Linked DNA regions of Mus musculus: all the other regions are linked to region 1. Evidence: chromatin loops called from intact Hi-C (ENCODE). Cell type or tissue: left cerebral cortex. All regions are shown on one strand. Region 1 overlaps Otud7a (OTU domain containing 7A). Region 2 has its middle 8.6 kb from the start of Gm20670. Region 3 overlaps Trpm1 (transient receptor potential cation channel, subfamily M, member 1). Region 4 overlaps Apba2 (amyloid beta (A4) precursor protein-binding, family A, member 2). Region 5 overlaps Mtmr10 (myotubularin related protein 10). Region 6 overlaps Mtmr10 (myotubularin related protein 10). Region 7 has its middle 24 kb from the start of Gm20670.

Region 1 (4,000 bases):
CAGGTAACCTAATGGAGACAGAAGGTAGACTCAGAACTTGCATACCACGAATGTTAAGACTATAGGTTTCAAACTTGTTTCTATTATGTAGGCGAAGAGCAAGCAGGTGGAGGCATCACCTGGACTGACAGGGTCTCTTTCTGTTAGAGGGCAGGCATCTCTCTGCTGTCAGGATGAGAAAAAGCTATGGGTGCTTTTGCTATTTCCGAAGAAAAACCCAGATGGGTGTGGTGAACCACGGAAGGCCACTTTTGGATGACCTGCTCCTTGCCTCCATTTCATCTCAGAGAAGGGCAGAATTTGCAAGTTGGGAGAGGTGTGAGCTGAGCTCTGCTGAGGCAAGACTGGAGGTGGGGGCTGCACCCCCCGCCCCCACCAGGGAGCTCATCTGCATAGGACCAGGCAGCAGGCTCCTACAGAAAGCATCTAGTGACAAGTCCAGGAGAGGCAGTGTTGGCCTACAGCCCCTTTAAAAGGGGAGCAGAGAGGGAGCCTTCTGTGGCGGTGGTGATTAGGTGGGGGAGTCTGGCCTGTTACTTCTCAGAGGAGCTGGTTCACCACAAAGCATCTGGACAGAGGCACACCAGCCACCGAGACCAGTATGGGTGGGGTCAGTATCTACCTACAGGTGTACTGAGATCTGATGAGTTCCCGAGGGATCCCTGCTCCTAGCAAATGGAATCCTTAATGTCACATCTGCTTTCTCCTCAGGGTGTTGTCAGGGGTAGTGAACAGGAAGAAGTGTGGAGATGGTTTCCAAATTCCACCTTCCTAATGAGTACCAGTCTCCTTTCTGTCACTTCGCTCAGGATGCCCCACCCCTCTGGAGTCTCACCACCGCAGAGAAGCCCAGCTCAGGGCCCCTGGCAGCTGCTTTGTTCCTTTGCTTGCCCGTAGCCTATGATTCATACTAGCAGTGCCATGGCAAGAACAAAAAGGCAAACAAAACACAGAAAATCCAGGAGCCAATACTGCAAAGTTGAGAAATTAGATGCGACTCAATGCTGCCCTCTAGTGTTTCTAAAGAGACTGTGAGTGCAAACTGCTTCTCCCCCCCCACCCCACCCCCTTTCTTCCCACCTAAACAGATGAAAGGCAGTTTTGTGGATCACCAGCCAGTTTAGGGGTTTTCCTTGTGTGTGGCCAGCCATGGAGCAGTGTAGGTAAGGTCTGACGGGGGAGGGGACTGGGACATCTCATTCTGCTTTGATGTGGCTTTCGTTTCCAGGGCTGAGCTCAGCCTGTCTTGTAGGTCAGCAAACACACATTGAGGCTTTGGTGTGGCTTCCTACCGGTGGCTGGGGGACAGCAGAGGTGATCCTTAGGGACACTGCATCCCAGACTCACTAGAATTGTGTCCCCTAGGGATCTGTACTTCATACAGAGGGCCAACGCAAGGGTCCTGAATCAGGATGGAGGGCTACGTTGTAAATAAGCTTCCCTGTGGATCTTCAAATCAAGGTGTTTTGGAAAAGATTGTTATAGAGGATAATAACTTGTCAGAAATAATTCCTGTGGGTATAATTTGGGTGTTCTGGGTCAGGCTGTCTACCCCTTCATGGGCCAGCTGTGACTATACTTTCCATCCTCTTAGCAAGGGGGTGTGGTGGGGAGTGGTTTGCTTAGCTGAATGCACAGGCTGTGAGCAAAGTAATATGGTCAGTTCTGGGCAATATGGCCAGGCTTAGGGGACGTTTCCCTCTCTGCCCATGTCTCCTACACAGACAATGCAAGTATATGACGTCAGGAGCAGGCTCTTGAACCTCATTGGGAGAAGAACTGTCTGCTAACCAGAACTCCAGCATAGGCTTTGTTGACTTGGGAGCCCAACCTGAGCCACTATGATTTTGTCTGGTTTCTGATAAATTACCTAAACCAGGACGTCCCAGCTTTCTTACCTTACGGCTACAGCGTGCCTGGGGATTCTTACCCTCAGCAGATAGCCTGGACTGGGTTCCTGGTCTGTCTACTCTGAGAAGACAACTGAAATACATCTGAAGATTCTAGTGCTGGCTACCTAGAAAGAGTCTGACAGTCTGTCAACTCTCCTGTCCTGGGGTGAAGACTACGTCCTAAGTGAGGGGCTGGAGACATACAGCTCACACCTGATCTTTCGAGTATGAGCTGCTGCCTGTTTGAAGGCTGAGGGGAGGTGCAGCCAAGGGCATCTCAAAAACAGGCTGTCCTCATGAGCATCAATTGCACTTCATGTTTGTCCCATTGTACATGGAAAAACATCTGCTTTACCCAGGCAAACAAATGGCGGCATCATAGAGCACCCCCTGGTGGCAAATGTCAATAACAGCAACAGCTTTCAAAATGGGCCTTAGAGGATTTACTCTTCGGTTTGCTTTGGAAAGAACTCTCTCTTACATTTAGCCTGTAAGCCTACTACAGCATCTCTAACTGGCCCATGAAGATTTGGAGTTTTCATTCTATGAAACACAATGGATATTTCTGCTTGAGGTTACCATTACAATGAGAAAGCTACAGATTCTCAGCGTGTCTTTAGCCTACCCCTGAGTGGATGGCTCAGCCAGTCTAAGTGACTCAAATTTGAAGGAAAGAAAAATGCCTCTGAGGGAAGGTGGAGACAACCTGGAGGGGTTGACTTGACCCCAGTACGAAGAACTCAGCTAGATGTGTTATATGCATGAAAGAAGAATGCAAGCCAGTGAAGTTATGCAGGCTCTTCCTCTAGAAAAGAGAAATAAGAAACCAGTTGGCTCTTACAGGCTCCCATCTATAGGACTGAGCATGGTGTTCACAAAAAGGATGGGTGAGGGGCTAGAGGAATGTCTCAGTTGGTAAACTCTCCTCCTTGAAAACATGAGTTTCAAAACCCAGCACCTATTAAAGGCTAGGTGCAAAAATTCATACTTGTAATCTCAGGGCTGGGGAGCTTGAGATAGGAGGAGCTGGGGCTCGCTGGACAGCCAGTTGAGCTACATCAGCAATAGACCATGTCTCAAAATAAAAGGCACAAAGGGACTGAGGAAGACACAATATTGACCTTTGGCTCCCATAAGCATGAGAACATGGGTGCACCCTCCACCTCCCCCAGCCCCACAGAAGATGGGCAAACATCCCAAGGTGTGTTCTCTGCAGAGCTTGCGCTCTCCTCTCCACCAAGGAGCAGGAGCACAAGTTGCAGAGCTCAGGTCCACAAACTCGGGGTACAGTTAGGACAGTGTTCTGTGCTACCAGGAGGGGGTGACCTGCCTTGTGTGTCCTGACAGCTTTCAACATGCACACTAAAGAAAAAAAAAGTGTGCCTGTTTCCAGGAACGAAGTGATTTCCCCAGTCTTCTCTGCTTAGAAAAATGACTGACTTTCAGCAAAACAAAACAAAACAAAACAACCTTTGAGGAAGGAGGAAAGAAACCCACATTCTAATGTGTTGAGAAGACTCTAACACTGGTGTGCAGGCGTGAAGTTGTTCTCTTTTGTTTGAGAAAGCATGACTCCTGCATGCCATGGAGCTATTTAATAGATAATTTGAGAATAGAAGTTTTTCTTTCGTCTTTAAAGACACCACTTCATTATCTTTCACCTTACCTGGTTTATGAAAATCATTATGGTACCAGAGACAATGCTAAAGGGCCCAATTCTCTAAAAAGACACAACACTATGGTATGTATGCTCACGTCTCATATCACGTCAGTGTTAGAGCAAGTGCAGCCCACTCCACTTTATTTGCATCAGAATACCAGTGGGTGCCAACTTAGACACAACTGAGGTGTTGCAGCTATTGGGGACTGAATGTATCCGTCTATAATACTGTGGGCACCATGCAGGAATTGATATCTGATTGTAGAGAGAAGAAAGTATCAAAGAGAAGAGCTAGAAATAAAACAATAACAGTAAAAAACAAAACCAAAACAGACCCCACAACAAACTAAAACAGATGAAGAACAGCTTTGAGAGAGTCACAGCCAAGGAAAGACGATGAACATCAAGACTGACCAATCAGAATCAGCCATACTGAAATACAAAGTAG
Region 2 (4,000 bases), 300 kb before region 1:
ATTCTAGAAGGTGATAAGTAGACTAAAAAGCCAAATACAACAAAGTTAAACTAAATTGCTATCTTTCTCATAACTGAATTGGCAGGGCCCCTGCCTTGCTTTTCTTGGGAGTAGTGTTCAAGAGGCCCACAGGGCTCTGTATTTATGTTTGATGACTGGTCTGAAATCCTAGAGCCTTGCAGCCAGCTGGCAGAGCCTGGTGCGGCCCGTGTGTCGCCAAGGGCAGAATCAGCAGTACTGGCCACAGTTCAACCCAGAGGTGAAGAATCCTGGGTGGGCGGAGACAGGGCCCAAGCTCTCCCTCCTCAAAGGCCTGCTGGATCAGAAACAAAGAGTTCTGATTTTCTATGGGTCACGCTCAAAAGCCATATAACTTTGTCCTATTTGCCATTTTCTTAAGGAGAAAAAAAAAATTCATGATCATGGGGTCAGTGGGTGGATTTAATAGGGAGATTGAGAGTTCTAGACTTAGTGTGGGGGGGGTGGGGTGTCAATATTTCTTCCATTCTGTAGCACCTAGGCTTAGCCGACCTAGGTACCCCTGAGAATGGCAGGTAAGGACCCTTCCTCTCTCCCTCAACAGGGAGAGGCATGAAGAGACAGGATAGCTCCCTCATCAGCAGTTCTGTCTGGCTGTAGGCTACTGCTCAGCAGAGCTGAGCCTGTCACTTCCCCAGAGCCTCTTCAGCCCCAGACACTTTTCACCCATCTCCTCTCTCTACCCTCTTCCTGTCCCGCTTCCCTGTCCTACCCCTTGGGGTATTTCACTGACTGAACACACAGGAGGACAGCTCACAAACTAACAGCAGTCCTGGGAGACAACTAGTGCTTGCCAAACAATGGGGCCACACTGGCAACCAACCTAGATACAGACGAGGGGGGGTTGGGATAGTAAGAGGACAGAAGCGGTTGCCTGTGTCATAGCGCTAAATGGAGCTGAATACACAAAAGGGTGTATGTGTACCACGGTGCAGTAAACATAGACTTCATATTTGACCAGGAAATAACTTCTCAAACCTGGCAGTCCTGGAGGGAGACTGGGCCAAGCCCAAGCCCCTCAAGATCTCCCTTTTCAGAGAGACTTAGTCCAAGCAAAGCGTTGTCTAAGGCCAGCATCCCACTATCAGCAACAGGAACTGTGGCAAGCTAGCTAACAAGGCCTCCAGATTACGTGAGGGAACCAGGGGGGCAGGGAAATTTTCAGTGAAAGCCTTTCTTATCTCTTTCTACAGAGGCCCAGGGCAGGAGAGTTCAGGGTGCCTGGAACACTGTCCGACATCGTGAGATACTAAGGACAAGTTGAATAGTTACTAGGGCTAGCCCAGACCCCTAGTCCTTAGGTTTGGGGGCCATTTCTTGCTCTAAGCTATTCTGCAGAGGCAGGCATCTCAGGACTGCTAGGGCAAAACGCAGTCACGCTTGCCTTAGGAATGGCCACAGCCAGAGTGGCTAGGGTAAGAGCCATCTAGACATTTAGAGATCTGTCCCTGGGGATGGGTGATGGAGCACCCTGTAACCTACCCGCCCCGCCCCAGGAAACTGGCTTAGGGTGCTGAAACATGTGGCTGACACCAGGGGCAGGGAGGAAGATGGCACCTTGAATGAGAGCTGACCAGAGGAAGCCGTTTAGAACAACAGGCAGGCAGAAGACAGGGGTCACTAGGGCGTCTTGCACACCCATCTCCCCAACAGTCCCCAGAACAGTGTAGTCAGACAAGCGACAACTCCGAGATTAATCTGGGAGCCTGTGGCCTGGGTCAGGGACGGTAGGCGGCAGTCACCGGTGTCCTGAAGTCTCGCAGCAGCCGCTCAAGCCCCCATTCCCGCGGTGGACAGGCAGCCCCGCCCACCCATGTCACGTGCCATCTCCAGTTGCACCGGAGACACCAGCAGACAGAAGCCCTGTCCTCCAGCCCCAGCCATGTCGCTGCCTGTGCTGACCCATTTTCTCTCCCACCACCCCAGCCAGAGCCCAGAATACACGCAGCCTCCCAGCAGAGTGGGTGCCACCCGCTCTCCCTACCCCCACGCCCCTCGCATGAGAGGTTTGGGGAAGTGGGTGAAGGGAGGCTGAGGGAAGAGGGGTGGAGGGAAGACAGAGAAGGCAGGAGAGGAGGAGGAAGGAGGGGGAGGCCACTCCAGTGCCTGCTGCCAGCTAAGGAGGAAACCTTGAAACTCAAAAGTGCACACCAGCCCCAGGCTAAGGATTCCAGAACTCCAACTCCACGCTCCTGCCCTAGAGGCTCCAGACTCGGTCTTCCCCTTTCTGTAACACTCATCTCCCTAGCTAGTCTTCCTCAGGCTTGGATATTTTTGAACAAGACCATTTCTTCATTGCCTATAAACTTGGGGAACTGAGGGTCCGTGGTGCAAGAAGGAAGAAGGTGACTGAAACTGATGTCAGCCTGGCGCTGGGAAACACGGGTCCTGTGGCCTCTTTCTCTGTCCTCAGAGGACACTCAAAGGCCAGTTGAAGTGGCCTAGCTGCCTAACATCACACCTGAGAATGTCTTCTGTCTGGCTCAGGTGCTCAATGCGTGTTAATGGCTTGCTGGAGAACATTCACAAACTGTCCCTCACAAAAGGACATTCACCAAGTACAGGGATGCATGCTAACACACTCTTCACAGAAACTGGAGCAGAATGTTCTAGAGCTGAGGCTGATTAAGTATTTACCAAAGGCCAAGCCATGGTCTGGGTCTGGGCACACCTCAGTTTAACCTCACACATAGCTCATAAAGGTTCATTACTGTCCTCCGAATTTTTCAAAGGAGGAGCCTGAGCCATTGCAAGAGTGGACTGCACGCCTGGCTCACACAAGCAAGACAGCCAGGATTGGAGTCTGTCTGGCTTCAAACAGTAAGATAAAGACTAGGCCTTTCCAGTGCCTATGTTACATGAATTGTTTTCTCACTGAGAGTACTGTTTGCTGCCACCTTTCTAAGACACCTAAGGAAGAAGTGGTAGCCTTGCACAACTGAAGCTTTTACAGGACAGTGGGGGGAGTCCTGCAGCCAGCCTGCTCCTTATGTGACCCTGTCCACAAGCCTAGACCCAAGGTTCCCCTCAGGTCAGGGATACAGAAGAGTCAAGGGCAGAGACCCACACTGACCTTGGAAACCAGCTAGGTGACCTTAGGGCTGAGACATGCCTACCCCCAGAAGATCTAGATGTCACAATTGGAAACAGAACAAAGTATGGTCTGAGGGTGACTTTGTCCAGCTGTGGTATCAAGTCTGGTGGCAGTCTGATAGTGGGTAGGTAGTGACTCCATACTGCCTAGGACCCTGTGGGAGGGCTAAAGAATCAAGATTTCTTTATTATCCTCAAACATTCCATCTCCGATTGTGATTTTGATCATCAAGCATGGCTCAGTAGCTCAAGGACTTGCTGAGCAAGCCTAATGACCTGAGTTCAATCCCTGAAAGTCACTGTAGAAATAATGAAAGATTCAACTCCACAAAGTTATCCTCTGACCTTCACGTGTATAACATGATATGTGCACTGCATACACTCTAGTTCTCGAACACACACACACACACACACACACACACACACAGATCATGCACATGCAATAGTCAGTAAAATGTATAAAAACAAAGAAGAAAGAGAATTCTTTATCTTTTAAAGAAGATGCATCTTGAATAACAGTAAAGTCGTACCCCAATAAAACCCCTGTAAATTGAAAACAGTTTTAAAATAAAATGACTTTAACTCACCTAACCAGTGTGATGTTTTAATTGTCAACTTAATGAATCTAGAATCACAAAGGAGACACACCTCTGGGCTTATCCATGAGGAAGTTTCTGGATTTATAGAGTTATAGAGTTTATAGAGGAAGGAAGACCCACCTTAACTGTGGGCAGCACATTCTTGAGCTGGGGTCCTGACAGAATCCTGCTGAAATGTCGAGGTATGGCTTTGACTGAATGAGTGTCACTTTGGCATCATGATAAAGTTGGAAAACTGTTAAGTCCAACCACCATTAAGTTGGGACTGT
Region 3 (4,000 bases), 400 kb before region 1:
GAACATTTTCTTTGGGGGGGGGGTATTGATCATTTCACAGTGACTTTGGGTGGCGACTTAACATGAAAATCTACTGGGATCCCCCCAGATAACAGCCATGCTCTCTGAAAAGTGTAGCGCACTCCACAGAACCAAGTCTAGCTCCCCAGAGTGGTTCCCGAGTTCACAGCTCCTGATCCCTTGATCTGAGATATGTCTTCGGCTGCAGCTGCTACAGAGGGTGGTGGGATACAGAGGGCAGGCCAGTTTGGCTCGGCCCCTGTGTGCAGCTTCTGGGCTGAGGAGGCAAGAGAGCTGCTGGTAAAAGCCAGCGCTGTAGAATTCTTTCTCTGAGATTAGAGGCAGGCAGGGCACTCCTTGCTGCACCTGGGCTTCTTCGAGAAGGATGAAACCAATTCTCAATTGTGAAAGCACCGCTTTGATTTCAAAATCATAAGAAAGGCTGACAGACAGGTGAGCCGTGTAAAAAAAGGAAGGAGGCTGTTTTAGGGTTTCATTGCTGTGAAGGGACTACATGACCAACGCAAGTCTTACCAATAATGTTTGACTGGGGCCAGCTTACAGTTACGGAGGTTCAGTCCATTATCATCACGGTAGGAGGCATGGCAGCGTTCAGGCAGACATAGTGCTGGAGGAGCCAAAAGATCTTCATCTCGATTTGAAGGCAGCCAGGAAGAGACTCGAATTCCACACTGGGTGGAGCTTAGGACTGAGACCCCAAAGCCCACCTTCACAGTGACACAGCCCCTCCAACAAGGCCACACCTCCTAGCAGTAGTGCCAATCCCTGTGGGCCAAGCAGTCAAACACATGAATCTATGGGGGCCAAATCTGTTCAAACCACCACAGAGGCCAAGAAAAGGAAAAATGATTGCATCTAGCACATGAAGAAAGAAAGATTACAGACAGAGCTAACCACCTCTATCCTAAAAGGACATGTCATTTTTAGAATTTCCTTGTGTGTTTTGGAGATTTTATGAGAAGCTTATTGTTTTGATAACATATGTTCCAGAATTTATCTGTGTTGATATTTTAAGTACTGTATAGTAGTCCATTGTTCAGAGCTGCAGGGATCCCAGCACACCCTTGCCAGTGAGCTCCAGGGCACTCTTATTTGCAGCAACGTGGAATGCTGAGATAAGCATTTTTGTGTATGTCCTTCAGGACCTGTGCTGGAATTTTCTAAGGGGATCTAAGGTACAGTTTACCAGGCTGTGCTACCATTTAATATGTTCAAGACCTCCATTTTCAATTCCAAATTTTATCTGTATCGTTTAGCAAATTAAAATGTAGACAGGGTTTTCATGTTCCACATGGCCACCTGGCAGCTTTTCCTACAGCTGCGGAAGGCTGGGCCTCCTGCATAGAGGTAGCTGCCCTTCAGTCACTGATTCAATTCCCTTGGCTGGATATTGGGATTTTTTGGGGTGGGGGTGGTGTTAAGGCCAAGTGAGGAGCTGCCTAACAGGAAAAGCTGACCAGCCAGGCCAAAGGCCAAAAGTGTCTTTGACAACAGAGGGCCAGGCAGGATCACCCTTGGAAGAGCACCAAGTTCCTAAGGACAAAGGAATCTCAAGTGTTTACAAAAACAAAGGAACATGCATACTTTGGGAACTTGTTTCTCACTATCCCCTTACAGATTAAGTGGCTCACCCCTGTAATCTAAGCCTGAGGGGGAAGGGGGGACTGAGGCAGGGGGATTGCTGTAAGTTCAAGACCAGCCTGGGCTACAGAGTAACACTCCTACACAGTGTAACAGAAACAGATGGAAGAACCATCCTTCCTTCTCCCTTCGGTGATCTCATTCTTGGCCTGAGGAGTGTCATGATCATGCCCGGGGCTACACTGAGCCTTTAACTAGGTCTGGTTCTGGCAAGGAGGGCTTGGAGACTCGGGATTTGGGGGAGAGGTGCCAGGGACCGGATCTGGCAGTGAGGACTTGGAGAATTAGGATTTGGGGGAGGGGGGGTCATAAATTGCCATGGGATGAGTTCACCTTGGAAGGGGAGGGACACCCTCTTAAATTTGAAGTAGAATCAAATGTGTAGTCCTGGAGGATGGGGGGAGGAGGGAGTAAAAGGAAGAGAGAGAGAGAGAAAGAGAGAGAGAGTGAAAGAGAGAGAGAGAGAGAGAGAGTGAAAGAGAGAGAGAGACAGCGGGACAGAGAGGGAAGAGGAGGAGGGGGAACAGAAAGGAGAGAGAAGTGCTAGTTTTCAATGCTGACCACACTCAGTGTGTTCCTCCCATCTGCTGAGTTCCCCACACCCAGACTCTGCTACTTCACTAGGGTAAGCACCCGGCAGAGGGCAACAGAGACATGGAATTCCAGAACAGCACAGCCTGCTTCCTTTCCGGAGCTTATCAGTTAGCAGTGGGAGCGGCTGTGTTCTGGGAAGGAGGGTCATGCGCAGTGGCACAGCTAGAGGCATGTGAATGTCGCGTTCCTGCCAAGTGTGGCGGTAGATTTGTGAATACTAATTTACAGGACACCCGTGGGCGTGCGGGCTCTACAGAAAGACTGCTAACTCTCACACACCTGGGAGAACAGAGCTGTACCTTCTACCACCCACAAGGAGCCCCTGGGGATGGATCTTCTTGAAACTTGTAAAAAGCCTTTAAAAATAAACCATTTCCTATTGACTTTGTGTGTGTTTTCAGGTTCCTAGGACATCAGACGCTAGGAAACAACTGGATGGATAAATGCCTAGCTGTTTCTGTGCTATGAGATCAACCGCCTGGTCAGCTCCTAAGATGACCCAGTGTCCTGCCTGAGGGAATACCTTCCCTGAGGCACTCACCTGGATCGCGCTGCTGTCCTGGCTTCTGTCCCCAACACTGACCAGGGCACTGGCTGGAATGTCAGAAAGAGCTACTGCAGTGGTGCACCCTTCTGTTCACACCCTCTCCTTCCTGCCTCCTTCACCCTCTGTAGGGGCAGTGTCTTGGAAGGAGCCTCTACCTCCTCCTTGGGCTCTACCTGAGGGCAGCTGAGTAAGATGACCTATCAGGCCACCTACTGTGGGAAGAGAGTGTATACTTGTTGAATGAGCATTCACGTCATGAGCATGACCATGTCAAGAACACCAGTGCCTCAGATTCATAGGATGGCAAGGCCTTTCCCTGGTGCAAGGATGGATGTTGAAGAATGGGTGACATTTAGCTAAAAAACAGTAGTGAGTAGTGCAAACTGTACAGAGCTTTTTCATCCCAGATTACTTCATGGTCAAATCCCCTGAGGCCGTTTCTCTATAGAGACCATCTACCAAGATTAGCTGACCAGCCTCCTTGTCCATACTATATATAATAAACACACATTAGCTGGCTAGTCTCCTTGTTCATACCGTATATAATAAACACACACTAGCTGACCTGCCTCCTCATTTACTTTGTATGTAACAAACACACTGAGTAACCAAGCACATAGTGTGTCTCCATCCGAGGGCATAGCCCACAAGATCCTAACTTTACAGTTAACTTGTGTCTGATTTTCTTAATCAGGTCTCCAGTTGTATGGGCCATGGTAACCTGGGTCCAAAGGACCCATTCTTGCAGCCCAGGGTACTGAAGGCCACCTACTCCTAGGCTAGTTTTTTGTTGCCTTAGACAGACCAGGTGCAGAAGACAAGTGACCCTAACACAGTAAGTGGCCTTTAACAGAATGGGACGTCCACTCAGCCTGCTCAGAGGCCACAGAAACCTATACCAAACGCAGGGCTCACTCAGGGCCACCCTCACGTCTTCTAGAAGCAGCAGTATACCTCTAAGTCCCCTCAGTAATTCTATAAATCTGGAACAGAGCAAAGCAAGGACAAGCAAGCCACATAAGAACCCTTTCACAGTGCCCCGTGTGGAGACAAGGGATGTCATGGCTCAGAGCCGTGAGGATACTGGCCACGGCTACCAGTACAACATCCTGAAAGTGAGAGAATGAAGACATCAGACATGGGACATAGAGGCATGAAATGTGGAGTCACCCCCTAAGAAAGGAGTTTGATGCAGTA
Region 4 (4,000 bases), 990 kb before region 1:
CCATGCTCTAAGGCCTTGGAGCTCTCCCACCCACCAAACCCTAGGAGGCCAGAAGATGCCCTCTGGTGTCTACTCCACGATCTTGCCCTTACTCTCATCCTGAAATAAATTTTCTTTGCCTGATTAGAAAGCTATCTGCCACCCATCCAAGAAGCCAGGATTGGGCACGCACTCAACAAGAATCCAGGATAATTCATTCACTCACCCTCATAGACACACAAAAGCATTCATTCACTAGTTCCCCTATGAGCACATTCATTCATTCCAAAGCCCCCAGGGAAAGCTTCTAGGATCGGCTAGGGCCTCTGCAACCGGCAATTTCAGAACTTCCCTGCCGACGCACCCAAGCTCCCTATTTTAAAGATGCCTCCCACGAGCTTTGCAGAAATATCTCCTAGTGCTGAGCCCAGTGGATGGAGACAACAACATTAAAAGGCACATTTTCAGGGTTACTAAGACTGATTGAAATCTTTGTCTCTGTAGCAAGTATCTCATCTCATATCTAAGTGCATACCTCCAAGGCAGTACCAAGGCATGCCCCGAGGGTCCCTGTGCTGGACACACTGGTGTGAGGAAGGAAGCCTTGCTCTCATCTTTGCCTGGTGAGCTGAGATGGGGAGGCACTGAGATAGCCCCCACATCCCAGCTGCCTAGCCCATCTCCGAGAGGGTTCATTTTGGAGGGCAAAGTCGAGCAGAGAAAGTTTTGGAGGCCCCAGCCGATGTGGCTTACCTCCTTGCAGTTCTCTGAGTTTGAGAAGTGGATGAGGTCGTCATTATACATCTCTTGGGTATTTATGATGTCGCTATATTCCTTCTGGCTCAGGTCTTCGGGGTTGATGCCATTGGCCCTCAGGAACTCCTGGTAAGCCACGCTGAAGGCCTGCCCAATGGACTGGGCGATCAGCTGGGCCTGTGGGAAGGAAGAAAGGCATGCTAGACCAAAGCACGGACACAGGCTCCACTAGGGGTCCATAAACCTTCATAGGGGTCCTCGTTTGGACTTAAAAGACTGAGGGAGTGACTGTGAGCTCTAGGCTGGCAGAAAGCTGTCTGCCACTTACACCCCGCCTCAGGCCACCATGATGAGCCTCTCTGCTGTCCCTGCTACTTCATGTCCAGACACTGGGACAAAGCAAGGTTTTTGTAAAATCACAGAAAATGGTGCTTGCTAAATATCAGACTTTCTTGCTTTAATTAGAAACTGTAATGTATTCTTATTTTTACCTATTTTATTCTAAAAAAAAAAAAAGACCCAAAAAACAGAACTGAGGCCCCACTCCAACCCCAGAAGTATCACATACATGGTTAGCTGTCTGTTTTATCCCCCCAGAAGTACAAAACCTAAACATAAGGAGACGAGTGCGTGTACTACATTGCTATGATATGAGACGGTGTGCAAGCTGAGGGTTACAGGACCTGGGACCCAGAGCAGACTCCACGCCACTGGGGACATTACTTCTTTCTATGCCAGCAGAAAGAAGCCTACGGAGGCCTGGACACTGATAAGAGATAGCAGGGCCTTCCTGCCTGCAGTGTAAATGGGACAGTGGGAGGCAGGCTCTAAGGTGGACATCTCCTTAACCACATCAAGCATGCTCCAAGCTGTGCAGCCTCAGGAAGGTGTGGAAACTCTCAGTGCATAGGAAAACCAACATCCCCCTCCCTTGCCCCAACCTCCCTGCTGTGTAAGCCCCACCCAGTCCAAGTCCTCCTTATGTCCCTCCTCCCACACACCGGCCATTGAGGGGCCTCTGCCAGGTAACCCTGAAAACCTTGGTTCAGTATGTTTTGAGAACAAAGGGGCTGGCTTCAATTCTTTTCTCCCTCTGCACAATATGTGATTTAGGTGCTTTTAAATGAGTAAGCTCATCTAAAATTAAGCTGGGCTGGATCACATCTTAGCATGAGGTAGAGGGCTTGCTTTAAATATGGACTGATTCTAGGTTGAACTGCCTGCCCAAATCAGACCTGAACAGCTCAGAGAAAGGATGCCGCAATGCTCTCACTGTTCCCACATCTGCATGCTAGCAGCGGGTGGATGTGGTGGCCCATCAACCACTAGGTGGCGCTGTTGGCTCAGATAAGGAAAGCAGCATTTGAGGGTCTCTCAGTAGTAAACCTGCAAAGTGGTGACTTTGGAAACCACAAAGGAGGGAAGGTCTTAGAGAAGAACCACAGATTGGAGGGGCTGCCCTAACTGATATCTCAGTGCCCCAGCCTCCAAACCCTGTGTCTCCACCTGGGAAGGGCGGAATGACTGCATCAGACGTCTTCACCATGAAAGCTCCAGACTGGGTTCTTCCCACCTCCCATCCTCCTACCTCCTCTTCTTGCAATATTATGCCTCCTCCTCCTCTCCCTATGGAAATGCCCCGAGACTTAAGTCAGCTAACACATTAGAATGATCACCCTCTTCAAGAACAATCCATGGAGTTTGTACTTCCTGCTGTCTCTGCTTTCCCCTTTTGTCCCTACCTCCCCTTACTGTCTCCCACCTGCCCTTACTGTCCCCACATCTCCCCTCCCCCCACTGCCTTCCCACCCTGCCCCTTGCCCTTGTGTCCTTGGTTCCCTCCTGCCAGAACAGGAGCCAATTCAAAGCCAATTCACTAGCTAAGGCACAATGCCAGCCCATCCAACAGGCGTCTCTTGCCTGTTCCAGCTCACAGCCAGGCCTGTGGGCACAGGCTGCTAAAGACCCCATATGGCCCGAGGGGTAGGTGCAGGAGCCTTGGTGCCTGGTGGCCTCCTGCAGGTGGGAAGAGGTCATGCCTAGCATTACTCTTCCTGGCTCTGTCACCTCCATAGCAACATCCACTCTTCCTTTATCCCTAGAGCACTGAGTTCTGCCTTGCAGAGGGCTACCCAGGACACAGCAGGACAGGCTACCATCATGTCCTCTCTCTCAGCAGCTGCTCCGGGTACCTGACATTGATGGAACACTTTTCTCTCACTCCTTCACGTCTATGTAACTTGGGTTCTACCTTCACTGAGTCCCAAAGATGTCTGCACCAGCTGAACCAGGGCTCCTCACATGCTTGGCTCCTCCACAGTCTGCACGTGAGCCTTACTTGATGACTCTTGCTCGCTCTCCCTATCACTCGACACTCACCACACTGGCGCTCGGAGACATCCCCAAACTCCCAGCCATAAAAACATGCCTGCCTGTCTGTCCACAGATCTCCATGCAATGGTGGGAAGTGTAAGACTGTGCACCGTCTGGTAGGGCTATACAGAAATACTGGTCTGTATAAAACACCCCTTGCTCCAAAGCACTTTCCACTGATGCCTTAGAAAATAAGGAACACGGTCCTCACACACTGCTTTGAACCTTGCTTTCAGATGAAGATTCCCTCCTGGGTTTCAGATCGTGAAATGTATGGATCCTACACTGACGTTTGTGAGTCCTTCGGTGACCAAGCATGCCTTGGCCCCTTGGGTGATTCCTGATGTCACAATATTGCCACCATTGACAAAAGCTTGGGATGGCCTCTTCACAGAAGGAATAGGTCAACAGAGAAAAGATAACAGCCCAACTGCAGTCTTTCAGGAAGGCTTGAGGAAGGTCAGCCTTCAAGGGCCTCAATCAAGATGCTGGAGTGTCACACCCTACCCCACCCCACCCCACCCCAAAGGTCACCTCTAGTTTTGTTTCTGTTATTAGAAACAAATATTTATTTTCTTTATTCTTTCTTTCCTTCCTTCCTTTCTTCCTCCTTCCTCTCCTTCTCTTCCTCCTCCTCCTCCTCTTTCTCTTGGCAGTTCTGTCTGGCAGACATGATCCCACTACCTCAGCTTCTGAGGACCTATGATTACAGGCTTCTACAACCCTAGGATCTCTTAGTGGATCCATGATATTTAAATTAAAAGAAAAAGAAAAACCATGTTGTAACTTTTTACATCATAACAATGTTATATGGCAAGATGACACAGCAAAGGCAGAGCCCACCCAGTCTCGGAACAGGTGCATCTTTCCATGCAACCTTGGCAAGCAAGCA
Region 5 (4,000 bases), 540 kb before region 1:
GTTATGCAACACTGGGCAGCTTCCTTAATTCTTGCTAGGAATTCTCTCACCTGTCAACTGAAGACAAACTAGTACCTTGCCTGACAGAGCTGTTGTGAGGATTGACCTATAAGGTTTATCAGCCAAGGATTCAAGCTCAGGTATCAGAAGCATGCCTGGAGCAAGGTTAGCAAGGAGGACATTCTGTGGCTCTGTGTTAGCTGGATATCAAGGGCAGCAAAGCCCAAAGGCCTGCGCACTGTCATGCTAGCCCCTCGGTGTCTTCCTTCGTTGGCATGGATTTTCTGCCTGCGCACTGTCATGCTAGCCCCTCGGTGTTCTTCCTTCGTTGGCATGGATTTTCTGGAACTACAATACAGGCAGCACTGCCAAACACCTTCCTTGTGTGAACCTGGACATATGCCTGTGTGGGAGCAGAGCTGTACTGTGAGGACCGAATTATGGCTGCGTAGAGTTGGGTTAGAACAATTTGTCAAAAGGAGATGTGTTTTGAAAGATGGTGGGAGGACACCTATACAGACAAAGTAACTAGTCATCTCTACACGGTGCTCACTAAACCGTACTGACAATAATCTCATCCTACAGTTTCCAGTTTACATTCCAAACCATGTCTATGCCTAAAAACAATTTCGGGGGCAAAACAGAGTTCCTAACTTTGTATGTCAAAGAAGTTAGGAGGTAATCTCAGTGCAATTTTTAAATCAAATTACTTCAAACTGATGAAAAAAAGCTCTATATTCCTAACTTTTCTTTTGACCATAGCCTAGCGAAAACACCACTTGAGACTGAGAGCACAATGGCCTGGAGTGCCAGCCCCCAAGGGTCTGACACCACGATAGACAATATGATTTCAACCAATCAGATAGATAGATAGATAGATAGATAGATAGATAATTACCCTAAACATCACTCAGGCCCTGCCTGGAATCTGGGAACCGGTTATCAGACCACAACCTCCAGATTCACTATACTTCAGGAAACTCTCCCTTCTACACAAAACCTGGATAGTGCTCATATGTTCCCATACACAAATAACATACAGAGTTACAGACTTGACTGTAATACTCTGTACTTTCTAAAAGCATGGGATGACTGACATCTATACAATAAGAGAACAGGATTCATATAATGAGCTAATGACAAAGAGAATGCCGGCTCAGATGGTAACTAAGCTGACACAGTACTTTACTCCAATTACAGGTTCAGATGTAATTCTCAGGAGATGTCTAGCATGAAATAGCAGTGTTTCTCTTGTTCCTAAATCCAGGAGTTGGTTTCTGCATGCAGGCACACCTAAGGTAACAGTTTGAGCAGGGTGGGGTCCTACTGTCCAGTCATTCACTCAGTGATAGCATAGTGTCACATTTCAGGCACTGTGTTAAGGTAACAGGTTCACAAAGCTATATTTGATACAATCCTCATCTCAAAGAGCTTCATGAATCAGGAAAGTTGAGAATTACTAATATAAACCAGAATCTGAATTCAATTACTCATCATTTTCTTCAATTTTCTTTACTTAATAAATGATGGGGACCATTTTAAACTTGGCATTGAGGCCCAACGGAGCACATGATCAAGGCCCACAAGTAAACAATTGATTTTGTGTTCTAATTTTCATCTGCTTATTGAATTAAAAGTTCAAACTTCGGGCAACCGTAGTAGGATATCCTTGGACCCAAGGCAGTAAGCCAAAACGCAGTGTATGCTACTATATCACGGAACAATTACTTCTTGTTCTTTGTACCTGGGTAAAGAAAGCCACAGGAGACTTGAGAGGATTTTCTCTTGCCCCCAGTGGCAATGAAGGGCAGAACTGTATTAGCCACGCCCTCAGTCAAAAGTGCTCTTCTAGCTTAGGTCTTTATAGTTTGCTCACTGTCATTTTTGTGGTGGTGGGGAGCAAACCCAGTGTCTTGCGCACGCCAAGCATGGTAAGCACATACTCTACCACGAGCTGCAAGCCTCATCACCCTAGCCCAGGCTTAGATCACAATACTTTCTATTCGTTTTCCAGATTACACATGCAGAGTACCACGTTGTAGGCCGAAGAAATACCACTGGGGTTTTAGCAGGAATTGCAGATTTGACATTAGAGTTAAGGCAGGAAAGGGAGACCAGAATGGGAGGCTCAGCCAAAGCGCAACCTCAAAGAGCATTGGGAAAGTGGGGACAAGACGGTAAGAACAGCAGAGGCTAGGCAAGGGGCAAGGCTTTACAGTTCAGGAGCAGCCCAGTCTTCTGTAGATAAACAGGGAGCAAAGAAAAACTGGACATCAATCAGGGTTATCATTCAGGTCAGCAAGTTTTTTAATGGGCATTGAACAAAAGACACTGCTATTTCTACGAAAAGTATACTACTCACAGTCAGGAACCGGGGTTAAAATCTTCCCCAGAAATGGTAGTAGTAGTAGTAATAGTAGTAGTATTAGTAGTAATTTCAAAGACTAATTCTTCATTAAGAAAATTCTTCAACCATATTCATAATCACATTTTTCCTAAGCATAGCTTAAGTTTAAAAGCTAATTAAAAAAAAAACAAAACTTGAGTATTTATAGTTAGGACTACATTGTTTTTTAGTGTCAGAGCACAGAATTGCTGAGGGGAGACCTGGCTGTCTAAAAACCAGTTCAAAGCGAAGGCAAAGTTCAACAGCTTCCAGACACTTGGTCAACACGCATACTGCTCCCCTGGCTGTCTCTGCTGTGCCTACGGTGGCGAATACCAACACGGAGCATGCACGGGGGCAAGGGTTGCTCAGTACTGCTTCAGCTCACTCTCAGGACCAGCAGAAAGGGTTCATCAGTAAACACTGAGGAGAAGACACTAACAAAAGCCAGAAAAAATATAACTCTAGTAGTCTACAAGAACTTTTAAGAGTTGGCATCTGCCATACGGAACCAAAGGCTGACGCTTTAACTGTTCATCTCTACTACACTTCAAGTTCCCACACTTGTGAAGTCGTAACTCTCTTATTAAAGGGATGAATTTGAGACTTTTTTTTTCTGACATACAAAACTGGTATTTGATCATAATTTAAGCTTAAGATAGATAGGCCTTCCTAAATGTCTGGTTATTTGCCCCAATAATCTTATTAAAACACCGATTTTTCTTTAATTATTGTGTAATTGCTACACAATTCAAAAATAGTAATCAAATAATAGTTTTTCTACATTGTAAAACTGTTTTCTATGAATCCCTACTTCTATTTGTAAGGTCTCCATCTAAGATAAATTTGTTCTTAACAAATGATTTCCAAGAGGCTCGAGCACACACACACACACACACACACACACACACACACACACGGGGATGCCTGGAGACATTCTGGTTGTACTGAGGATGTTAGCAGTTAGCAGAAGATGGGGGCACCACTATCATGGAACTGATAAGAGGCCAAAGAGGTAGGGATGGCTGTCAGCTCAGGACAGCTTCTCACAAGAATTGCCCAGCCTGAAAGGTCAATAGTGTCTCTACTGGGAAACAAAGTTCTAAACTGAAAGAAGCAAACTTGCAGACAGCTGACAACTTCAAAAGCCAATTACAGAGTCAGTCAATGTCTGCTAAGCTTTGTCATTATCTTAGAACACAGACATGCTTTTCATACTATCAAAACACATTAAAATGATTGGATTATTAATCATGATTTCATTAGGTGGTAACACATATGGAAAGCATAAGAACTTTCACTACCCAAGCAATTAGATTCATCTTTCAAAACTACCCTTTCAGGAGACAGAAAAGAAATGAGGTAGTTATTCTCTTGAAAGTCTTCTATTGTACTTTAAACTTTCCGAGACAAACATCAATTATGTCTAGCCAACTCTCTGGAGAAAGTTAAAAATAATGGAAAGGGAAAGAGAACTACACAATACCATTCCGTACAATCTCAGTCCAAGGCACATTCAAATTCTGAAATTTACCTGGCAAAAGGACCGGCTCCAGCTTTTTAATCTTCGGTTCGGAACTGATCTTATCGTCAGTCTGAAATACAGGAACAAAA
Region 6 (4,000 bases), 570 kb before region 1:
TAACTCTGGATTCAGTCTTATCTGCTTATCAAACCCTCTAGTGAGACATATTGTTTCCTGGTTGTTTTCTCGTCCTCCTCAGTGTCTAGGATTCCTTTCTGTGCCCTTTGCTGAGACTCCTTAATGGATTTTAATTAACTTAGTTAATTAAGCTTATGATGAAAGGTCTTTATTTCTCTTTTGATTATGAAGCATAACTTTGCTGGTATCAATAACCTGGGTTTATAGTTTTGTTTGTTTGGGGGGGGGGGGTATTTGAGTTTCTGCTTAGAAATCCGCTGCTATTACAATAGGCTGCAACCTTCAAGAGTCTTTTTTATTTTCCTATACGCTTACTATTAGAAACTACCTTACTGTGGGGCTAGGGAGATGATCCAGTGATTAAAAGCATTTGCTGCATTTGCTGGTCGGTTTCTGTCAGCCTGGGACAAGAGAACCTCAATTCAGAAACTGCCTCCATTGGACTGGCCCGTGGGTGTCTGTGGAGCATCTTGAAATTAACTGTCATTATAGGAGAGCTCAGCCCACTGTGGACATCCCACCCCTAGGCCAGTCCTATCCCATCCTGTGTTATATAGAAAACAGCTGAGCAAACCATGGGAAGCAAGCCAATAGGCAACATTCCTCCATACTTTTTACCTTGACTTCTCTCAGTGACCAACCGTCCTCTAGAAGTATAAGGGGAAATAGACCCTTTCCTCCCCAAATTGCTTTTGTTTATGGTATTTATCACAGAAACAGAGAAGCAAACACCATTCTAGTAGAGGACCCACATTTAATGCCCTGTACCAATGTCAGGTGATTTCACAGGGACCTCTAACTCCAGTTCTAGGAGAGTCTAGTTCTAATGCCCTTTCTTGGCTGCCACAGGCACTGCATGTGTGCGCGCGCGCGCGCGCGCACACACACACACACACACACACACACACACACACACACACACACTTTAAAGCTGTATTGTGATAGCTGGGGATACTTTTTTAGTCATAAGTGCTTGAGATTCTAAAATCCCCAGTATCTGGATGTCCATCTCCCAACTTGGGAGGTTTTCTGCTATTATTTTACTCAGTAGTCTCTGGCTCATATCTCTTTTCATTCTTCTATGTCCATGACTCTTAAGTTGTTTTGTTTGTTTGGTTGGTTAGTTGGTCTTTTAAGACTGGGGTTTCAAGACAGGGTTTCTCTGTGTAGCCCTGGCTATTCTGGAACTCACTCTGTAGACCAGGCTGGCCTTGAACTCAGAGATATCTGCCTCTGTCTCTATGGCATGCACCACCATGTCCAGCTTTTAAACTGTTTGGTTGTTTTAAATTATATTCCAAAAATACTGCATGTACTATGCCTGCTTTTAAAAACTTACTGTTTGAATGTTTCAGTTCATTCCTCTATTACAATTTCACATCCTGGTAATCTGTTTTCACTTGATGCTTGATATTGGCGAGGCTTCCAACAAAGTTTATTCAATTTATTGTTTCATTTTTCTAAAATTCAATATTTTTGGAGACACTTGAATTCCTCTTTCACATCCTGAGTTGTCTTTGTTGCTGTTGTTACATCTAGCTGTTCATCTGTACTCTCTTCCAATACATTCTGGTCTTCAACCCTCTCCTTGATTCCACTGATCATCCGTATAATCATTCTTTTGAAGTCATTATCATCCGCTCAGTTACTGTGGACTTACACAGTGGATGGCCCTGCTGCTCTGCTTTCTCCTGTTTCCTGTGCTTCTACATAGGACTGAGTGGGACACTGGCCATGTGTTCTTTCAGCTGAAATACTCACCATGGTGCAGACACACTAGGTTTGACTTTCTGACAACTGGGCTGCAGTGCAGCTTGGTAGCCACTCGACCATGTGTTTAAGGTGCAGGGATGAGGGAACAAACTGCAACACACCCTACAGGCAACTGGCTTGAAGAGAAGTTGTTGGCTCTATTCTCTAAGATGCAGAGGATAGGGGGTCATCTTTGTATCTACGGTAATCTTCTACATCAATGTGGATTCTAATCTATTAGTTAGGCTTTAATAAAGCTACAATGTGTTAAATCAATACTGAAAAATTAAAGAGGCCCTTGTCATTTTCACAATGGTAAAAATTTATCTCATACATATTTGAAAGGTGCTAGTTTGGGGGTCTATGAAATGGCTCAGTGTAACTGCACTTACCACATGAACATGAAGACTTGATTTTGACCCCAAAAATCTCATGAAGAATGAGAACTGAGTTCTTAAAGTTGTCCTCCGACCTCTACAGGCATGTCCTGGCATGCCCTAATTGTCAGATTATAGGTGCTTCCACTAGGCTCCTCCCAGGGCTTACAACACCAACCACCACCACCAGGTGGCAGGCTTCCCATAAAGGGATTGCCAGGCACTCCAGCCCCCAATCTCTCTGTACCCAGTTTTTCTCTCTCCCCTCCCCTCTTTCTGTCCTCTGTGCCCCATCCTCTTCTCTACCCTTATGGCTCTGCTCTCATCTGTCTGCCTCTACCCCTTCTCTAGGTCCTCACTCCCCCTTCCTTCTCCCAATAGTGTAATTCCTCAGGGCATACCTTAGCATGGGCCCAACATATCTCCTTGCCACACTATATTTCATAACACTAATCATCACACATACACACACACACAAATAAACAAACTTTTGAAAAGTGCTAGGAAAGCAACAGGACTAGTTACCTCTTTCTCTGACCTCTTCAAGTGGTTGCATCTGTCTAGGAACTGATAGCCCGCCATGACCCACTCCTTCTGTATCAGACTCTGAAATCCAGTAATTGTCCTGAAGTATGGATCCATCATCACTTGAATGAGAGAAGCCACCAGACAACTCAAGTCTCTGCCTTCCTCCTCTGTCAATAAAATGGAAAGAAAATGAAGACCAAGAGAAATCCTGAATGTAAGTTAGGTAATTCAACATTCTATACTTTAAATTGCCTTCAAAATAGTCTATGTAAGAAAATTTAGTGGATTCCAGCAGCTCTCAAATATAATAAACTTATTTTTTACAAGTCATGTTCTATATTTATTGGAAATCTATATGAACCAAGAGAAGTATCAGAGCAAGTCATCAGTAAGTAAAAACTAAACACAATATTTATGCTAATTCACTCCACCACACTGAAGATGCCATTCCACCCTGATGCACTGACCGTGGGGCTCAGTAGCAAATGCACTCTCATATGTCACTATTGGCAGATAACAGCAGTTCACTGCACACATTTTTTCTTGTTTATTCTTCTCTCATGTAATATATCCCAACCAGTTTTCCCTCCGTTCTCCTGTCCTGGCCACCCCTCCTTCGTTCATCCACTCTTCCTTTCCTTTAGAAAAGAGCATGCCTCCCAGGGATATCCACCAAACATTTCATATCAAGTTGCAAGAAGATGAGGCATCTCTCCTCACACGAAGGCTGGACGAGGCCACCCAGTAGGAGGGAAAGGGTCCAACGGCAGGCAGAGCAGTGCTCACATCTTTTACTTCTCATAGTTTAGGGTAGAATGTATTTCTAGGATGCATTCTGCTCTTGTTTTGTCAAGGATAGTAAATAAAACACCGTCTTCTACTGGGCAGTGGGGGTGCATGTCTTTAATCCCAGCTCTCAAGAGGCAGAGGCAGGTGGATTCCTATGAGTTTGAGGCCAGTCTGTTCTACAAAGCGGTTCCAGGACAGCCAGGGTTATACAGAGAAACAAACAAACAAAAGAAGACAACCCACACACTGTCTCTCCAGAGAGAACGTCCTTCACGTGCCAATGACTCAGAAGTGAATGATGGCGCGGAACTGTCTCCATCACGTGAAAAGGTAGTAAGCACTTCCTTCCTGCCCTTTACAGCTAGTTTCCGTTTCTCCACAGATCTTTGTTTTTTGAGACAAGGTGTCAGTGTAATCCATACAGGCCTCAGATTTGCAATAAAGCCAAGGGTGGCAATGAACCTTCTATATCTATGTCTCTAGTGCTAATATCACAGTTGTGCATCTTGTCATGCAGCTATTGTCCTTTTAAA
Region 7 (4,000 bases), 280 kb before region 1:
ATTTAGGCGGGGGACAGAGCTGTGAGACTCCCTGGCCTCTGTGATTCCCTGTGGCTTCGGTCGTTCCCCATCTTGGTGGATGTTGGCCACGTGGAGATCTGTGTTGGTAAGGGCTGAAAACTAGCCTGCAAAGAAAGGAAGAAATGATGCCAGAGAGATGAGAGGCAGGGGGATAACAGATTACGGGGAGGGTGACTGAGCCCCCACCCCTGACTCAGGTACTGGCAGAATCCAGATTGTATGGTGTGTCTGTTATCTGTCAACGGGAAGTTTGACAACTTAGAAAGCTCACTTGGCCTCAGCAGTGGGGGCAGGGGGCTGGGAAGAGCTCAGCTAGCAGTTCTGACTGACTGACCATCAGACTGTCCTGGTGATCATCAGGCCTCTAGTGACAGGGACAGTGGTCCGTGGAAGCTGTTGTGTGTGAGGTCTTGCTTTCAAGCCATACCCGTGACTATAGGAGGGAGGCAGCTCCTCACCCCACAGGCCTCAGATAACTGCTGTTAACTTGGCTTCTCTCAGAGCCAGTGACCAGACAGAGGTAGAAGCTGACAGTGGTATAGACATAGGATACAGCATGGCATCCTTACAATTCCTCCTGGTTAGTTTTGTGTTTGTGTGTGTGTGTGTGTGTGTGTGTGTGTGTGTGTGTGTTATTTTGTGTTTTGTTTTGTTTTTGTCTTTTTTGTTGTTGTTTGGCTGGTTGGTTTTTGTTTTTCTGGGTTTTTGGGGGGATGTTTCGTTTTGTTTTCTTGTCAGTTTTATACAAGCAACAGTCATTTGGGAAAAGGAAACCTCCACTGAGACACTGCATCCATCAGACTGGCCTGTCAGCAAGCCTGTGAGGCATTTTCTGGGTTAATGATTGATATAGGAAGGCCTTGCCCACTGTGAGCAGTACTACCCCTGGGAAGGTGGTCTTGAATTTTGTTAGGAAGCAAAGGTGAGCAAGCCACAGAAAACAAACCAGTAGGCAGTATTCCTCCATGGTCTCTGCTTTAGTTCCTGCCTCCAGATTCCTGAATTGGCCTCCCCTGGAACCTGAACTGTAAGATGTAAGCTGAAACAAGCCTTTTCCTCCCCCAGGGTGCTTTTGGTCATGGTGTTACTATCAAGAGAAAACAAACTAAGACACAGGCCAAGGAAGTGGCATGCCCTCCTTTCTTAATGGCGTTGAGACCGTATGCATCCCCTGAAGATCAGTAAGGTAAATGCTTTGCCCCAGTGGTGCTGTGAGAGATTATTTATGGGATGAAGCCAAGAGAAGCCTTCAGAGTCTGGGATTGTGGGGACTGTTGGACCCTCACTCTTTTGTACTCCCCCAGTGAGGTGAAGTGTTTGCTTTGCCACACACCCCTCAGCGAGACACCAAATCCACAAGCTACAAAGCCTATGCTTTTGATAAGTTTGTCACCTTGGACATTTGCGACAGTGACAGGAAACAGGTCAGCATATCTCTGCCTTCTGTGACTGGTCTCTGAAGGCAGTCAGGGTCGTGGGAGTCAGCCTGTGGCAATAAGTGGCCACTCCTGCCTGGGACTGTGTCTGTATCTCCATCCCAGCCGTAAGAGTAGAGTGGCTGGCTCCCGTCTTCAGCTTCATCTGGCCCATCTTCTCTCAAATCTCGTCTGCATCTTCCCTGTGTCATGCATTGTGCACGGAGCGTGCTTCACTAATTCTCTCCTTGCATGAAGAAATGAACTCATAAAGACAGACCCAACACTGGTCCTGTTTCAGGGAGCCCATGGGTCAGAGAAGAAGAGAGATGGAGCTGGTGACTAAAGGCATATATCCCCATTTTAAGCACCAGAACAATTAGGAGTAGAAAAGCCACAGCCCCTTCCCTGTGAAGCGGGAAGAGCAAGAGAAGGAACAGGCCTGGTGTCTCACACTTAAGCACAAAAGAAAGCCCTGTTGGAAAAGAAAGGGCAGAGCAGGTGAGCACAGAGAACCTGCCTTGGCGGAGGCCCCAGAAGCACCTTTGAGTAGGAGGAGGGTGCCTGACAGCTTGTCACCAAGTCAGAAAACAAAGGGGTCAACCTCTGACCTCTCCAGGCTGAGATTAGCTAGAGAAACCCATGAATCATTTACTTTTCTTTCTTTTTTTTTTTTTTTTTTGTCACAAACACAGTTAATGGTTTGAGAGTAAAGAGTAAAAAATTGAGCCCCAAATTAAACCACGAAGGCGCCCTCCCGCCATGTGCTCTGCACCCCGCAAGGTGTCTTCTTACAGAACTGTAGAGTCGCCCAGAAACAAGCGTCTAATTATAGCTCAGCCATCTGCGGAGCTAAAACAAGGGGCTCATCAACACTATCTTTCAGGTTTTTCACTAAGTCAGAACAATCTGCTAAAAATATCCTGTACTGTATCCGCAACGCCCCCAAACAATGTGTTTTCCCGGCACCGCAGCCTGCCAGCTCCCCATAGCCCTGGAAGCCCAGGGGGAGCAAGGAGCCCAGCTGGCAGCCGCCATGTCCTTTCTGTGCCTGGTTTTCATCCTGAGTGTCATCACTGGACAGTAGAGGACAGAGCAGAGCAAAAGTTAGGACTGGATCCCAGCCTGCCACAGAACTCCAGGCAGATGTCCACTGGGTGAGTTTCCTAGGAGCCTCTCAGGGATTCTGGTCAAAGAGCAGGTCCTCAGAGCCAAGAATCCTGCTGAGTCTACTGGCACTGTCATGTCCCCAACTCTCACCCCAACAAGGGGCCCCAGACACTAATGTGTTGCCCATGTAGAATCTTAGTATCAATTAGAGAAACAGACAACCTTAACTTCACAAGCCACCTGCATACTGGACTGGAGACTCCTGGGAGCACATAACTTACTCAACAGTCCACAGCATCCTGTGGAATATGTTCATTAGAAAAGACAGGAATGCTTGGGCCTCCGAACCACTGTTGGTCTTAAGGAACAATCAAGTCTCCCAGGCCACCCAGGAAGGAGTCAGGGTGGAGGTCCTGTGCACATGAAGGCTGGCACCCTCAGGGTACAACTGAGTCAGGAGGGTGACTGAGAAGCCATGTTGGACATCAGCCAAAGACACCAGACCAGGTATTCAAGGGGTGATGATAAATACAGGGGGCATAGGGTGCAGCTGTCAGGGCCTGAAAGTAAGCACCACTGTAGAGCTGCAGAGAAGAGAGCTTGTGAGAAGAGGGCGAGACAGAGAGCACAGAGTTTACATCTTTTCTTCCTGACGAGAAAAGCGATCCTAAAGGCAGGCCTGAAGTAGAAGGATTGAAGGCCTAATAGGCTCCGTGAGGATAAATGAAAAGAAGTGGGTTGAAACTTGGTGATAATAGCATGTCGTGTGGCTGAGACAGTCACAGCTTTGATAGAGCAACCCTCAGGGAAACATCTCACCAAGTGCAGGGCCAGAGCTCCAAAGGCTAAGGTCCTCTCTCACTGTGGGAAAGGCAAAATGTTGAGCTCATGGTTTATAAATATAATTCTTAATTTTACATATAGTAAGAATTCCAAGATATTCCAAGATGTCTCTGAAGAAGAATATATATCAATCTTCCGTACCCAAAGAGGGCATCAGGTCCCATTATAGATGGTTGTGAGCCACCATGTGGTGGCTGAGAATTGAACTCAGGACCCCTGGAAGAGCAGCCAGTGCTCTTAACCTCTGAGCCATCTCTCCAGCCTCTACATACAATTTCAATAGAGTCAAATTATGAAAATAAATTTCAAGGCCAGATTTTAGCCCAACTATATCAATAATTAAATTTGTATAATTAGTTAATTAAACATATAAAGTATTCCAACTAAAAGACAAAGATATAACTGAAACTGGAATTTTTAAAGTATGGCTGTGTGTTTTTGGAAAGACTTCCGAAACACAGGGTGAGAGAAAAGTTGAAAACCAAAGGTTAAGAAAAGATGCACAGGGGTTGGGGGTTTAGCTCAGTGGTAGAGCGCTTGCCTAGGAAGCGCAAGGCCCTGGGTTCCGTCCTCAGCTCTGGGGAAAAGGAAAGGAAAGGAAAGGAAAGGAA

What was found. Peaks named below come from ENCODE experiments on the same cell type or tissue, not always from the same donor. Only the 100,000 strongest peaks of a DNase experiment are listed, where the experiment ranks them.
Region 2: a loop joins it to region 1, with 3 times the contacts of the local background. A loop is called at or near these places in 9 of 42 quality-filtered maps.
Region 3: a loop joins it to region 1, with 6 times the contacts of the local background. A loop is called at or near these places in 29 of 42 quality-filtered maps.
Region 4: a loop joins it to region 1, with 4 times the contacts of the local background. A loop is called at or near these places in 12 of 42 quality-filtered maps.
Region 5: it touches region 1 in a loop (2.8-fold over the local background); 5 of 42 quality-filtered maps call a loop at or near these places.
Region 6: it touches region 1 in a loop (9-fold over the local background); 18 of 42 quality-filtered maps call a loop at or near these places.
Region 7: it touches region 1 in a loop (4-fold over the local background); 4 of 42 quality-filtered maps call a loop at or near these places.

Annotation. Positions count from the first base shown.
Region 1 is chr7:63,750,523-63,754,522 of GRCm38, reverse strand. The region is part of intron 11 of Otud7a (OTU domain containing 7A); the gene reads right to left. Among named protein-coding and RNA genes, the nearest start is that of Gm39023, 100 kb to the left of the region's middle. In left cerebral cortex, CTCF peaks have their summits at 998 (motif pointing left) and 2,283 (motif pointing left); DNase peaks (open chromatin) are centred at 938 and 2,264; H3K27ac peaks cover 1,336 bases.
Region 2 is chr7:64,046,634-64,050,633 of GRCm38, reverse strand. No RefSeq gene overlaps it. Among named protein-coding and RNA genes, the nearest start is that of Gm20670, 8.6 kb to the left of the region's middle. In left cerebral cortex, a CTCF peak has its summit at 1,724; DNase peaks (open chromatin) are centred at 840, 1,942 and 2,049; H3K4me3 peaks cover 595 bases; H3K27ac peaks cover 2,384 bases.
Region 3 is chr7:64,154,249-64,158,248 of GRCm38, reverse strand. The region is part of intron 1 of Trpm1 (transient receptor potential cation channel, subfamily M, member 1); the gene reads right to left. Among named protein-coding and RNA genes, the nearest start is that of Trpm1, 2.4 kb to the right of the region's middle. In left cerebral cortex, a CTCF peak has its summit at 2,298 (motif pointing right); a DNase peak (open chromatin) is centred at 2,407; H3K4me3 peaks cover 444 bases; H3K27ac peaks cover 3,095 bases.
Region 4 is chr7:64,740,172-64,744,171 of GRCm38, reverse strand. Apba2 (amyloid beta (A4) precursor protein-binding, family A, member 2) reads right to left here. Exons shown (of 15, transcript NM_001291166.1): 11 at 733-912. Among named protein-coding and RNA genes, the nearest start is that of Nsmce3, 130 kb to the left of the region's middle. In left cerebral cortex, a CTCF peak has its summit at 2,065 (motif pointing right); DNase peaks (open chromatin) are centred at 1,762, 2,108, 2,287, 3,119 and 1 more place; H3K27ac peaks cover 3,382 bases.
Region 5 is chr7:64,288,320-64,292,319 of GRCm38, reverse strand. It overlaps Mtmr10 (myotubularin related protein 10), which reads right to left. Exons shown (of 16, transcript NM_172742.2): 2 at 3,921-3,981. Among named protein-coding and RNA genes, the nearest start is that of Mtmr10, 2.6 kb to the right of the region's middle. In left cerebral cortex, a CTCF peak has its summit at 1,774; DNase peaks (open chromatin) are centred at 14 and 415; H3K4me3 peaks cover 601 bases; H3K27ac peaks cover 562 bases.
Region 6 is chr7:64,325,497-64,329,496 of GRCm38, reverse strand. It overlaps Mtmr10 (myotubularin related protein 10), which reads right to left. Exons shown (of 16, transcript NM_172742.2): 13 at 2,676-2,845. Among named protein-coding and RNA genes, the nearest start is that of Mtmr10, 40 kb to the right of the region's middle. In left cerebral cortex, a CTCF peak has its summit at 2,330 (motif pointing right); a DNase peak (open chromatin) is centred at 2,330.
Region 7 is chr7:64,031,566-64,035,565 of GRCm38, reverse strand. No RefSeq gene overlaps it. Among named protein-coding and RNA genes, the nearest start is that of Gm20670, 24 kb to the left of the region's middle. In left cerebral cortex, a CTCF peak has its summit at 2,465; DNase peaks (open chromatin) are centred at 1,679, 1,909 and 2,325; H3K27ac peaks cover 1,784 bases.